Linked DNA regions of Homo sapiens: all the other regions are linked to region 1. Evidence: chromatin loops called from intact Hi-C (ENCODE). Cell type or tissue: PC-9. All regions are shown on one strand.

Region 1 (5,000 bases):
TTGTCATTTCTGATTGTATTTATTTAGATCTTCTCTTTTTTCCTTTGTTAATCTAGCTAGTAGTCTATCAATCTTGCTTATTTTTTCGAAGAGCCAACTCTTGTTTTCATCTTTTGTATGGATGTTTGCATCTCAATTTCATCATGCACTTCTCCAATTTTGGTTCTTTTCTTCTGCTAGCTTTGGGGTTTATTTGTTCTTTTAGTTTTTTTAGGTTTAATGTTAAATTGTTAATTTTAGAGCTTTCTAACTAATTAATGAGGGTGTTTAGAGCTATAAACTTTCCTCTTAACACTGCTTTAGCTGCATCCCAGAGATTTTGGTAATTTTCGCTAATACTGGTGTTCACTCAGGAGTTATTCTGGAGCAAGTTGTTTAATATCCATCTGTTTGTGTAGTTTTTAGAGTTTTTTTTTTTTTTTTTTTTGTATTTTCAGTAGAGATGGGGATTTACCATGTTGGCCAGGCAGGTCTCGAACTCCTGACCTCAGGTGATCAGGCTGCCTCGGCCTCCCAAAGTGCTGGTATTACAGGCATGAGCCACCGCGCCCGGCCACCTAAATCTTTTTTAATGCCAAAAACTTGTTTTATGAATCTGGGTGCTCCAATGCTGGGTGAGCATATATTTAGGATAGTTAAGTCTTCCTGTTGTGCTGTACCCTTTATCATTACATAAGGCCCTTTATTGTCCTTCTTAATTTTTACTAACATTTGTTTTATCGAATATAAGAATAGCAAAGCTTGCTTTTTTTTTTTTTTGAGACAGAGTCTCACTCTGTCGCCCAGGCTGGAGTGCAGTGGCACACTCTCAGCTCACTGCAGCATCTGCCTCCTGGGTTCCAGCGATTCTTCTGCCTCAGCCTCCTGGGTAGCTGGGATTACAGGCGTGCACCACCATACCACCATGCCCGGCTGATTTTTGTATTTTTAGTAGAGACAAGGTTTCACCATGTTAGCCAGGCTGGTCTCGAACTCCTGACCTCATGTAATTCACCAGCCTTGGACTCCCAAAGTGCTAGGATTACAGGTGTGAGCCAGCACACCTGGCCCCTTGCTCTATTATGTTTTATTTCTGCGTGGTAGATCTTTCTCCATCCCTTTACTTTGAGACTGTGGGTGTCATTATGTGTGAGATGTGTCTCTTGAACACAACAGATGGTTGGGTCTTATCTTTTTATTCAGTTTGTCATTCTGTGTCTTTTAAGTGAGGCGTTTAGCCCATTTATATTCAAAGTTAGTACTGATATATGTGATTTTGATCCTGTCATTGTGGTGTTAGCTGGCTGCTATGTAGACCTGATTGTATAATTGCTTTTCAGTGTCTGTGGGCTATGTGCTTAAGTGTGTGTTTGTTGTAGTGGTATCATTCTTTTGATTCCAAGTTTAGTACTCCCAGAAGGACCTCTTATAAGGCTGGTCTATTTGAAACACATTCCCTCAGCATTTGCTTGTCTGAGAAGGATTTTGTTTCTCCTTCACTTATAAAGCTTAGTTTGCTGGGATATGAAATTCTTGGTTGAAATTTATTTAAGGATGCTGAATATAGGCCCCAAATCTCTTTTAGCTTGTAGGGTTTGTGCTCACAGGCCTGCTGCTAATGGGGTTGTCTAGCCTGATTGGGTTCTCTCTGTATATGACTTGACCATTCTCTCTAGCTGCCTTTAAGATTTTTTCTTTTACATTGACCTTGGTGAATCTGATGAGTACATGCCTTGGGGATGGTCGTCTCATATAGTATCTAACCAGGGTTCTCTGTATTTCCTGGATTTGCATATCAATTTTTGTAGTGAGATTAGGGAAATTTTCATGGACTATATCCTCAAATATATTTTCCAAGTTGCTTATTCTCTCTCCTTCTCTCTTAAAAATGCCAATGAATAGTAGATTTGGTCTCTCTCTCTCTTTTTTTTTTTTTTTTTGAGACAGAGTCTTGCTCTGTCTCCCAGGCTGGAGTGCAATGGCACAATCTCGGCTCACTGCAACCTCTGCCTTCCAGGTTCAAGCGATTCTCCTGCCTCAACTTCCCAAGTAGCTGGGACTACAGGTGCCCACCACTACGCCTGGCTAATTTTTGTATTTTTAGTAAAGACAGGGTTTCACTATGTTGGCCAGGTTGGTCTCGAACTCCTGACCTCATGATCCGCCCGCCTCGGCCTCCCAAAATGCTGGGATTATAGGCGTGAGCCACCGTGTCCAGCCTAGATTTGGTCTCTTAACATAATCCCACATTTCTTGGAGGTTTTGTTCATTGTTTTAAATTTTTTCTTTATTTTTGTCTGAATGAGTTGATTTGAAGAACCAGTCTTTGAGCTCTGAGAGTCTTTCCTCCTCTTGGTCTATTCTGTTGTTCATACTTGTATTGTATTATGAAATTCTTGTAGTAAACTTAGCAGCTCTAGAAATTCAGTTTGGTTCTTTCTTAAAATGACTATTTCATCTTTCAGCTCTTGGATCATTTTGCTAGATTCCTTGGATTGGGTTTCAATTTTCTCCTGAATCTCAATGCACTTCGTTGACATCCAGATTCTCAATTCTGTGTCTGTCATTGCAGTCATTTTGGAATGGTTAAGAACCATTGTTGGGAAACTAGTGGACTTGTCTGGAGGTAAGGGGACACTGGCTTTTTCAACTGCGAGAGTTCTTGTGTTGATTCTTTATGTGTGGGTGAATTCTTGCACTTGGTTTCACAGGTGTATATATTAGCAGGATAATTTTTGTTTTTGCAGTTTGAGCTGCGATCCAGTAGATGGTGCTTAAGAGTAATGGCCAGTAGCTAGGCAAATATCCAGCCACATAGATCTTTTGTACTTTCTTGCATTCTCAGGTGTGCTCTGTGGTGTGGGAGGGGAGGAGATGGCTCCCTCACCAGGTCTGCTTCTGAGCCTTGGGGGTGCCCCCTCCAGTCACTGGCACTGTGCCTGCATTTTCTTTTGTTAGGTGTTCCGGGCCATGGGGCCCCCTCAGGCAGAGGCTGGAGCAGGGAGATATGCCGCACACTTTCCGGACCAGCCCTGTGGAGGGAGGCACACCCTGCTCCTACCCTAGTTCTCAGTCCTCTGATGGTGGGGGCTCCTCCCCTGCTCAAGTGTTGGTCTTAGATCTTGGCTCCATACTCCTAAGCTACATGCCACAGCCCTGGAAGTACCAGGAAGTCCCACAGCTCAGGGTGGGGTTATGGCTGTGCTGGGGTTTCTGATGTGCTCCTGAGTCACTGGGAAAATACTCAGGTGGAACAATGCACTCTGGCTGGGCTGCAAAGGGGGTGCTGTGTACACGCTCCTGCAAGGCAGCTAGGAATGGGCCTTCGCAGGAGCCAGTGAGCAGGAGGGCTTGCAGATATGCCCCAGTCTTACGGGGAAGTTAGCCCCGATCTTTCTTTTTTTCTTTTTTTTTTTTTTTTTTTTTTTTTTGAGATGGAGTCTCACTCTGTAGCCCAAGCTGGAGTGTAGTGGCGGGATCTCAGCTCACTGCAACCTTCGCCTCTGGGGCTCAAGTGGTTCTCCTGCCTCAGCCTCCCAAATACCTGGGACTACAGGGGCGCACCACCACACAGTTAATTTTTTTGTATTTTTAATAGAGACAGGGTTTCACCATGTTGCCCTGGGTGGTCTCGAACTCCTGAGCTCAGGTGATCCACCCACCTCGGCCTCCCAAAGTGCTGAGATTACAGGAGTGAGGCACTGCACCTGGCCCAGCCCCGATCTTTCTTAGGTTGGAGGTTACCTGGGGCCAGCACCTCCTAGAGGAAGATGAGGAGCCCTGGAGGGTGGGTGTCTATGGCTAATCTCTGCCAGAGCTGACCAGCACACAAAAGCTCCTGGGCTCCATGCCGACCACACTCCTGTCTGTCTTGCTCCCTAGAAAGATTCCCCTGCTGGCCAGGCACAGTGGCTCACGCCTGTAATCCCAGCACTATGGGAGGCCAAGGCAGGCGGATGGCCTGAGGTCGGAAGTTCGAGACCAGCCTGGCCAGTATGGTGAAACCCAGTCTCTACTAAAAATACAAAAATTAGCCGGGCATGGTGGCAGGTGCCTGTAATCCCAGCTACTCAGGAAGCTGAGGCAGGAAATCACTTGAATTCGGGAGGTGGAGGTTGCAGTGAGCCGAGATTACACCACTGCACTCCAGCCTGGGCAACAGAGCGAGACTCCATCTCAAAAAAAAAAAAATAAAAAGAAAAAAAAAAGAAAGATTACCCTGCCAGCTCACATGTCCATGGAGGATAAAGGGTCCGCCGTAGCTAGGCTGGTCTGTGGCAAGAGTGAGCTATCCCTCATTTCCTTAATACACCCCTTTCCCAAAAGCTATTCAGGGCCAAGAACTAGCACCAGCATTCAGATACTCCACACAAGGTTCCCAGCTTCCTCCCTTTTCAGCCTTGGCTTCAGCATCTCCTCACCAGCCACTCTTGGCATTTTCTCTCCTAAGAGTTGCCCAAATTATGCTGACTTGATGATTTGGTCTCTCTCGGTAGAAGTGGCACTTCCAGGCCGCATTTAGTTAGCTATCTCATCCACTCTCTTGAGAGTTACTTTTAAAGGATATTAGTACAATTGTCATCCAGGAATCTAATATTACTTGAAATTTACCTGTTTTTAATTGATCCATTTCATTTGCTGAAGGACATGTATTAGAATTTTACAGAATCATAAAATTTCAGAGTTAAGGGAAATCTTGGACTTGGGGGTGGGGAGGATGGTAAAGAGGAACAGAGAGGATTCCAGTATTTATTGGACACCTACTATGACCTCCTCTTTACTAAAGTGGGATATCCCTGAAAATACTGTGAGGAGTAGGGGAATTTGGCTTCTCTGGAGAACGTTTGATAGTATACCTGTGCACACCAGGAAGCAGTGGTAGGCACAATTGGTCATAAATGAGAGGTAGCTTGAAGTTTCTTTTAGATTCTACCCTTATTCCTCAAATCTTCCTCTAGGACCTGATTCTCTCCCTCATTATCTTGCACTTGGTGGTAATCCCATACTGTACCCTAGTTTTT
Region 2 (5,000 bases), 84 kb after region 1:
TCCATAATTCTGCACTAAAAATACTTAGGTTTCTTATTGTTATTCTGGGTCATGTGTATATTCCTTAAATTTATATGACATCTACAAAGAAAACAATATTTTGCCTAACAGAAGCTTCTGCAGTAGTAAGGCCGATAACAAAGAATCAGTTTCCAAGAAAAGTTGGCTTGATTTCAGAGACTTCATATCCTTTTCCACACCTGGGTTTTGGATTTGCTGAAAGCAAATCAATCTTTTTTCCCCTTAATTTAACCCACCCCAAGTGCATTTGTAACCACAGATCTTTAATAGTATTAGTGAGAATTACTAGAATCTGCACAATAAACTGTTGACAAATCTGAATTCTCAGCGTAAAAAAAATTCATTAAAATAAGGTAAGCCTGTTTAAATTTAAGGAAACTCACAATTTTAAAGTGTGACAAATAGTTAATTTAGGACCCAAAAAGGTTGAAAAGACAGACTATCACAGAGTTACTGTCACATTCTTTGATATTTTTTACAAGCTGTTTGGTCATAATGGAAAACAGAAAAGATTTTTCGTCTTTAAGACTACTTGCAACTCTCTCCATTCTGACCTTTTTATACTGTCACTGCTTTCTCCCCAACCAGGAGGATAATGTAACTGGAAGGATTTGTACAGAGTTTTAAAAAAACAAAATCAAAATGAAAACCCTCAATAACTAACTGGCTTAAATTAAAATCTAGAGCACCTAAAGGACACAAGTCACGCATTGTGAGGCAGCAGACCACAAAGCCAGAATGAACAAACACTTGTACAACTCTTGGTTTATCACCATTAACTTGCAATGACCATATGGTCATTGAATAGTTTATTTGAAATTCAAACTGCATTTTAGTTCTATTTTCTAACTCAGTATTTTAAAAAAATGTACTTTGTTCTAATTAAAAGTTGAAATCATAGTGCCTTTTTCAATCCTGTTTCATTTAATAGAAATTTCCCTCTGGGTGAAAAATAGTGCAAAGTTTTCTTTTAAAAATGCAAGGCTTTCAAAAATTAAAAAAAATATATATATAAAATACACTAAAAAAATGACCAGGAACCTTTGTGTTTTGAACATTTTTTCCTTTCCCTCAATTATATTAGTCAGGATTTATTCTTGGACCTATTAATACTGAAAAGAAATTCCTGAAACTGGTGAGATAGATTAATTTACAATTTAGCACATATGGTATCATTAAGCTTTCACATTAATAAAAGACAAATACTAGCATTATAAAATAAAACTACAAAATAGTTTCACAATTATATTTTTATCTTGATGCAATCAAACTAACTTTCCAATCATGCAACAAGAAAAAATGTACATACTTAAGTGTCATTGTGGATTGAATAGCTGTAGATAAGGGCACCTTGTCCTTCACCTGAAACTACCCCCTCCATCACAGGTGTTGCACAAGTTGAAGCAGAAAAGTCACAGAACTAGGCCCAGAGAGGTCCCACATCCTTTATCTAAGTTGTACAGAATAAAACAGCCTATGTGTACCTGTCTACTCACAGAGAAGCAAGTGACATAAGTAGCAACTGCATTTATTTGTTCCTGGCAAACTAGCATTTAAAAATATTATTTTAAATTAACTTAAAGGGAAAAAAAGGAAAAAGGAGAAGAAACCAAATTCTTGACAAGAAATACATAAGAATATCTGTCTTTGCAAAAATATTTCTGGAACATTTTTAAAATGACATTTAGAAAATGGTATAAAAAAGATTTACTGTTTTAAGTCCTTGAAGCTTAAGATATATTTGATAATCTACATAGCAGGCCACGGAGAACAGTTTCAGCCAACTGTGGCACACAATGGCACATTTACAGAATTTTAAATATTTCTTTTAATAATTGATGTAGTCATTTTGAATCATTCTGCATAGGATATCAGGTGTGAGCAGATTGCATTAACGCTGCTTAAACATTTCAACTTGTCAGTATGGCCAACTCGATTTCGGAAATATTTGCAGTATTTTCCCATCGAAACAGTAATAAAGGCAAAATAAATATATGCCACTACTTTATAATCACCGAACATTAATGAATATTTTATGTCTTTTTAAATCTCCCTGTTTAATTTAAAAGGGTGAAATTAAGTCTCCTCCCTGCAATATGCCAATTATCTGTAAATCAAACAATAACTTGGCCATTATGCTCCTTTTTGTTAATATAAGAGAAGCTAATTTGAAAACACTGAATAGCATTTTTAGGCTATCTGCTGAATAGTCCTTTCTGCCCTCTTGTGGGAGAAAGCTGAAACACACTCAAATAACAGAAACTAGGGGTGGGGGTTGAGAGGGTGGCAGCAAAATTATGGCTAGAAAATTCAACCCCGAAGGAAAAAAAGGCAAACTATATTTATTCATCATACATTATACTATTCTTCAATTATCAAGTCAGCAATAAAATGAATTTACCTCTTATCTTTGTCATGTTGGTTAAACTGAAGTTATTTTAAATCTAAATTTCCTTGTTTCATATATTCACATATACAATTTAGATTTTACTATCCTGTAAAATTTCAGATGCTATAATAACTCGGAGATGGAGCCACGGCAAAACATTATTTCTACCATAAAAACACAAATGATTCTTCAAGGAATTAAGTTTTTTAATTTAGAGAATAAAATACTCATTATGGAGGTTGAAAATGAAATTACAATTTATACATATTTAAAATCCTGAAAAAAAATTAAATAACGCAAACCTACAATTCAGTTTAGGAATCAGATCAGAAAAAAATTTTAAAGAGTTTAGTTTCTAGAGTCAACAAACTATTCAAGTAATCAATGAAGAAAATAAAGCAATGAGTTATTCATGTCAAATTCAGAAGCTGAAATTCATTAACACAATATAAAAAAGGAAACCATTAATAGTCTACAGAAACAGTTCATATATTTCTGAAAGAAAACACTAGGGTGAAAACTGGTTCTTTCAAAATGACATTAAGTGATTATTTTAAGAAATGTAGTCTAAGAAAAACATTATAAAATAATCCAAGATTAAGCATGATTAATTCTCTTTAGAAAAATTAGTAGACAAATGACTGTTGCTTTCATAACTTATAAGGTGTAATGCAACATAGTCATCATTTCAATGTTTCTAAACATAAGTCCTGTCATAGCCTTAAATGTTCCCCCCACCCTCCATGAAGATAGAATTACTAGCTTTTAGGTGGCTGGGGCCCAAGGCATACCAACAAGGTACCTCTTCTCTCTTGGGGGAGGTTCTCTTTTGAAACAGTGGCCCTGGTTGGTCGTGTTGAAGAAAATACTGACACTATAAATAGACTCTTCTCATATTCTAAGCTAAAAGATAGTCTCCAACAGCATCTTAGGCATACTGCCCAAGGGCAGGATGGAGCTGCTTAAGAAAAGTCCCCTCAAATTCCTTTTAGAAACAGGCAGAGTACACAATATAAATAATTATTTGAGAGCAACCTTTCAAATAAAATATAAGCATCCTCCAAAATGAATGTTGTCAACAATTTCCATAGTATTTTGAATAATGACTATAAAACCATGAAATATATTACATAATAATCAGTTATTTTTAAGCAGCGTTTCAAGTTGACTAGTTTAAAAATTATCAAGAGTTCCCATTTACATCTTTCTAGGTCAAGTCATTTAGTATATCTACAGTAATCATTGATGCTCCAGTTAATTAAAATTTAAGAACCCAATAATGAAACATAAAGAGAATTTCCAACCAGAACAGATAAGCCCTCTTTAACAGGGTCAACATTAGCTATAATGAGCTACCTTTATTTCTTAGCTGTGAGACATAACTCACCTCTTGAATAGTACTGCTTCCTGAGAAGTTCAGGTTGTACTCCCGCTGGACTTCTCGGTGGGTGATGATCAGCATGAAGTTTTGATTTAATGACTCCTGCAGGGCACTGAAAGGGTTGAAAGAAAAACAAGGAACTCAGAGATGAACAAGTTCTAGCTTGCTTTACAGCTAGCTGCAAAAACCCCAGGAGTACCCTAACCTCCACACAGGCATGTCTGGGCCCAATGTTATCATATTTTCAGCTCCTAAAGGCAAGAGAACACACTGAGAACAACCAAGGGGAGCTAACCTGTTAACTCTTTCTCTACCAAGGTGTTTTTAAATTTCAAGTCTAAATGCTTTGTATACTTAAGAATTTTCTACAAGTCATAGGCTAATTCATAATATCTGCATACGTATCTCCTCCAACAAAGCTGTCAATTATATCAACTCCAAATATGCTACTAAAATGTATATTCAAAGACTCTGGTTCAATTCCAAGTGAAACAGCTGTTCTAGAATAACAGAAGTATGAAACTATTATTTATATTCATGAATCTGATTTCAGTCAAAATTCAGAAGATATTGAAATCTACAGAACTTCAATTGTTATGTAAAAATTCATTCAAAATAATTGTGCTTTCACTTAGGACTCAGTAATACACAGAATTTAGAAACTGGAGAAATCATAGCAACATTTTGTAAAGCCTATAACAAAGTTCCAAAATTTAGAAATTTATCAGAACCATGAAGAGTATTTGAAATTAGTGAAAAAATCAAGAAATGTAAGTCATGGTTCTATTTTTATCTCCTCCTGGAACTGTCAATTATATCAAATTCCAAATATGCTACTAAAATGTATACTCAAAGACTCTGGTTCAATTACAAGTGAAATACAGAAGTATTAAACTAATATTAAATGAGTATTAAACTAATATTAGAAATATTATTTTCATCAGTATTGAAAATAAAGACCTATCATCAGTATGCCTGAATAATTTCTACTGTCTGTCTCAAGTGTAATTTTGCCATGCCTATGGTACCAGGAAAATATTTTGGGTGTGCTCCATGGTTTTAACCTTCAACTTTCCTCCTTTGCCCATCTGTAACTATGTGACAAATACACACACAACATAAAGATCAGAATTAGACAGATAGGACGGGCACGGTGGCTCACGCCTGTAATCCCAGCACTTTGGCAGGCCGAGGCCAGTGGATCACGAG
Region 3 (5,000 bases), 120 kb after region 1:
TGTAACAGTACTGAAATCTAGATCCCAGAAATGTTCTCCATCTGTCTCCAATCTTCTATTATTACACCTTTCCTACTGTCTCTAAACCTGTTACCTAATGTCATTTCAACACTTAATCCCTGGGCTCCACCCGTATCTCTCTGCTATGAACTGAATTGTGTCCCCCTAGAATTTATATGTTGACTCTCTAACACCCACTGTGACTGTACTTGGAGACAGCATCTTCAGGATACAATTCAGGTTAAAGGAGGTCATAAGGGCTGGGTCCTAATCTGATGGGATTGATGTCCTTATAAAAAGATGAAGGGAAACCAGAGTTCTCTCTCTCTCCTCTCTCTCTCTGCCATATGAGGACATGGCAGGAAGTTGGGCTTGTAAACCAGGAAGAGAGCTTTCAACAGGAACTGACTCTACTGGAACCTTCATCTTGGAGATTTCCAAACTCAAGAACAAGGAGAAATAAATGCCTATTGTTTAAGCTACCCAGTCTATGGTACTTTGTTATAGCAGCCCTAGCAAACTAAAACAGTTCCATACCCACTCTGCTGCCCAGGCTTGAGTGCAGTGTTGCAATCTCAACTCACTGCAACTTCCACCTCCAGGGTTCAAGCAATTCTCCTGCCTCAGCCTCCTGAGTAGCTCGGGTTACAGGCGTGCACCACCACACCCAGATAATTTTTGTATTTTTAGTAGAGATGGGGTTTCACCATATTGGCCAGCCTGGTCTCAAACTCTTGACCTCAAGCAATCCACTCACCTCGGCCTCTCAAAGTGTTGGGAATACAGGCGTGAGCCACTGCACTCAGTCTTTGGCCACATTTTCTATTTTGGTTTCACTTGTTTACATTTTTCCTACTTGCTGTCTCTTACTCCTTGTGCTTCCAATACTTCTCAAGTATCTTACCTTGACTTCTCCCTCAACTTCTCCTTCCTTCACCATCAAGTTTTCTGAAAATAACAGTAATCATTTCTTCATTTCTTGTTTATCCATGAAAATCTACTATAATCGAGTTCTCATTCTCACCATTCTACCAAAAATGATTTTAACAAAGTTATTAATTACTTATATTCCCAACCCAATGGCTTTTTTAATAATCAGCATCTTGGTTAGAATACACTTCAGTATTTTATACTGTTGGACATTTGAAACGAAAAACACATGTAGGCCGGCCAAGATGGCTCAAGCCTGTAATCCCAGCACTTTGGGAAGCCGAGGCGGGTGGATCACGAGGTCAGGAGATTGAGACCATCCTGGCTAACATGGTGAAACCCTGTCTCTACTAAATATACAAAAAATTAGCCGGGCGTATTGGCGGGCGCCTGTATTCCCAGCTACTCGGGAGGCTGAGGCAGGAGAATGGCGTGAACCCAGGGGGCGGAGCTTGCATTGAGCCGAGATCACGCCACTGCACTCCAGCCTGGGCGATAGAGCGAGACTCCATCTCAAAAAAAAAAAAAAAGAAAAAGAAAAACACATGTAGTAGTACAGAGACATATGATTTTGAATTACAGATAGGACACACACAAATGAAAAACTCCACAGGCAACTGGGACATGTGAGTTGCTAAATAGAGATTTGTAAGTTATCTATACATATTTAGAAATTGAAGAGTTGAGGGTAGATATCAGGGAGAAGGTACAATAAGAAAGACTGCTGAGAAGAGAACTCTCCAGAATACCAACATTTAGAGCAGGTGAAGAAATGAAGAGTTTAGGAAGGAATCTGGGTGAAGCAATCAAAAAGAACACCAGGAATGAGTTGGTATCTAAGAATATTTTCTATACAGGAATAACTTAAGAAAAGGCCTAATCATCTTAATAAATAGGTTACAGGCTACCTGAGGACACAGCTTGTTTTTATTAAGTAATCAATAAGTCATTGATGAACTGAATCTTTCCTGTAATAATATGAAACAGTATAATTAACAGTTTGTTTTCTCCTTCCTAATTTTACTGTGATTTATAATAGAATTTATAGTTGTATCACAGAGGCCACTGGAGTACTGCTTCACCCTTTCAATTAATTAGTGAAATCTGATTTCTTTTTTAAAAGGGCTTAAAATGCTTTTCAACTGTTACAAAGATTATGATTAAGAGTTTGCTCTTCGATTCTCAGAAAGCTTGAAATTCTGTTTTCTGAAACACATAATTTACTTTAAAAACATTCAGTTTACAATTATAGGCACTCATATGGTAATTTTGCTGCTCTTAGTTTATACCATTTCTTCCCCTAGAAAGAAATTATATTAATACAAAGACTCAATTACCAGGCACCCCCTAGTGGCAGTAAAATCAAGTTAAGAAGTTTTTTTGTTTTCTTGTTTTTTAACAGGACATGGTTTGAGATACAGTTTTCTGTATGTATACTTCTTTAACAAAACTTAAGAGTGAGACGGTTTGTCAGTGAACAATTTAATAACTATTTTATTTTATTTATTTTATTTAGAGACAGGGTCTTGCTCTACTGCCCAGGCTTAAAGTACAGTGGCATGATCTCAGCTCACTGTAACCTCAAACTCTTGGGCTCGAGCAATTCTCCTGCCTCAGCCTCCTGAGCAGCTAGGACTACAGGTACGTGCCACAACACCCGGCTATTTCATAAAAATTGTTTGTAGAGATACAGTCTCGCTATGTTCTCCAGGCTGGTCTCAAACTCCTATTGTCAAGTGATCCTCCCACCTCAGCCTCCCAAAGTGCTGGTGTTATAGGCATAAGCTACGGTGCCCGGCCAACATGTTATTTTATATCTACATTATATTAAATGATTAATAATATACTGTAACTAAGAGTGAATTCACACACTGAAATTTCATGCAAATTCTTAAGAATTATAAGTGAGGTAATATACGCCAATGCAATAATATATACATAAACCTTCCCATTTTACTCTACCAATTACACAGTTGTTATATTCATTTGCCAATTCCCAAATATAACACTTAGAATCATAATTATCTTTTTTCTCCTTTTTAGATTATAAATTAGGTTACAAATTACAAATAAGATTTCTAAGAATCCATCAATTGTAACAAAATTCTGCAAAAGCAAATCAGTTTGATTCATTATGAAGTCTAGTACAAAGCAAGTTTATCTGTCTACCATTTTTGATAATATGATATGCTATATAACTTACTAGGATATTGTTTGTTTGATTCTATTATATAGTTAAGATGTAAAGTGGCTGGGCACAGTGGCTCACGCCTGTAATCCCAGCACTTTGGGAGGCCGAGGTGGGAGGATCACCTGAGTTCAGGGGTTTGAGACCAGCCTGTCCAACATGGTGAAACCCCATCTCTACTAAAAATACCAAAAATTAGCCAGGCGTAGTGGTGGGCACCTGTAATCCCAGCTACTCAGGAGGCTGAGACAGGAGAATTGCTTGAACCCAGGAGGCGGAGGTTGCAGTGAGCTGAGATCATGCCATTGTACTCCAGCCTGGGCAACAAGAGCGAAACTCCGTCTCCAAAAAAAGAAAGAAAGAAAAAAAAAAGATGTCAAAATATTTTTATTTGATGAGTCACAAAATAAAACTCACAACTTAAAAATAATTATTACCATCAACTTTTAAGGTTCTGCATGGATTTTGTTTTGTTTTTTAAATTGTCTCCCACAAAATCAGCTTTCAATATATATGCTATTTTAAAAATCTCTAGTTTTATAGAAAGATACATTGAATAAACATACTAAAAGAAGTAAACCCTAGCTTTTAAGTTATGTGTTAATAAAAAGTACATTAACATAACTTTTACATTAGCAGGAGTCTCCATTTGTCCCTCCTCCCACTATGTTTTTTGTTCACCTTTGAACTTTTCTCTCTTATTCTTCCAATACAAAAAAAGAATCATTATAACTTGGTAAAAATCCACAAAGCCAAATAGAGAAGTATATTTTAATGCTAGATAAAGTACTCATTCTCCAATAAACACTGCATTTCAGCAGCACTGTAGACTCCTGCTTGCCTAGGGAGTGAGTGACTGGCAATCAAACTAAGGTCAGCTACATGGCAATGAAGAACGTTTCCATTAGCCCAGGTAGACATTTTGATAAATCCATTTAATCACGCTACTGGAAAGCAACAGATTATAAACAATGACATCTCCTGTCTGCTTTTAATTATGTGGATTACCTATTTTATGACAGTGATTACACTTTGTTAACTAACCTACAAAATAATGTTCTACATGACTAGATACAGAACCATACCTATAACTATTTAACTTAATTTCATCTGAGGTTCACATCAACATTATTATAAACACATGGACCATAAGTTTGTAGTTTGTAATTTTGTAACTGTGTGCAAATTCCACTTCCCATTAACATACGGTCTAAACATAGAAAATAAAGAGCAATCCAAGAACTCTTTAAATTCTTAACCCAAAACCAACTATTAACAGACCATCCAATACAACTACACAAGATTTAACTTTTTCAGTTCAGTGATTTCTACTTCAGTGAAGCCAAATTTAATTTTATTTTTGCTACTATCTACCTAAAAATCAAGACATTTGGCAAGTGGTGGGGGGAAAGCTTGACAATGTTCAAAATTTAGGGACACAAGTCTCCCTACCACAAAAAAATCACCAAGTTGTTGTATTTAAAAGAGAAAAATTTGTATCAACAACAGAAAATCTAAAAATAAACATAGTTCTGGAATAATACTGTATGAAAAGATTCCTCATAAAAATTATTATCACTAGCATAATCATCCACTATAGGTCAGTTTGCTTCATTAAACAATAAAAAACGTAATGTATAATTAAAAATTAAAATCATGTGATCATTGTATAAATGTATTGAGTTCCACTGTGAAAACTGAAAAAACAATGAGACCCTCTATTCCAGAGAGAAAATCTTAATAAAAAATTTACATCACCAGGCACAGTGGCTCATGCCTGTAATCCCAGCACTTTGGGAGGCCGAGGTGGGCAGATCACCTAAGGTCAGGAGTTCAAGACCAGCCCGACCAACATGGAGAAACCCCATCTCTACTAAAAATG

What was found. Peaks named below come from ENCODE experiments on the same cell type or tissue, not always from the same donor. Only the 100,000 strongest peaks of a DNase experiment are listed, where the experiment ranks them.
Region 2: a loop joins it to region 1, with 11 times the contacts of the local background. A loop is called at or near these places in 20 of 110 quality-filtered maps.
Region 3: a loop joins it to region 1, with 11 times the contacts of the local background. A loop is called at or near these places in 7 of 110 quality-filtered maps.

The regions. Positions count from the first base shown.
Region 1 is chr1:50,618,008-50,623,007 of GRCh38, forward strand. All of the region lies in intron 8 of FAF1 (Fas associated factor 1), which reads right to left. Among named protein-coding and RNA genes, the nearest start is that of FAF1-AS1, 180 kb to the left of the region's middle. In PC-9, a CTCF peak has its summit at 2,729 (motif pointing right); DNase peaks (open chromatin) are centred at 2,834 and 3,164; H3K27ac peaks cover 1,600 bases.
Region 2 is chr1:50,701,989-50,706,988 of GRCh38, forward strand. FAF1 (Fas associated factor 1) reads right to left here. Exons shown (of 19, transcript NM_007051.3): 7 at 3,798-3,903. Among named protein-coding and RNA genes, the nearest start is that of FAF1, 260 kb to the right of the region's middle. In PC-9, CTCF peaks have their summits at 2,239 (motif pointing left) and 2,440; no DNase peak of the experiment used is centred here.
Region 3 is chr1:50,733,289-50,738,288 of GRCh38, forward strand. The region is part of intron 6 of FAF1 (Fas associated factor 1); the gene reads right to left. Among named protein-coding and RNA genes, the nearest start is that of FAF1, 220 kb to the right of the region's middle. In PC-9, CTCF peaks have their summits at 2,248 (motif pointing left) and 2,447; no DNase peak of the experiment used is centred here.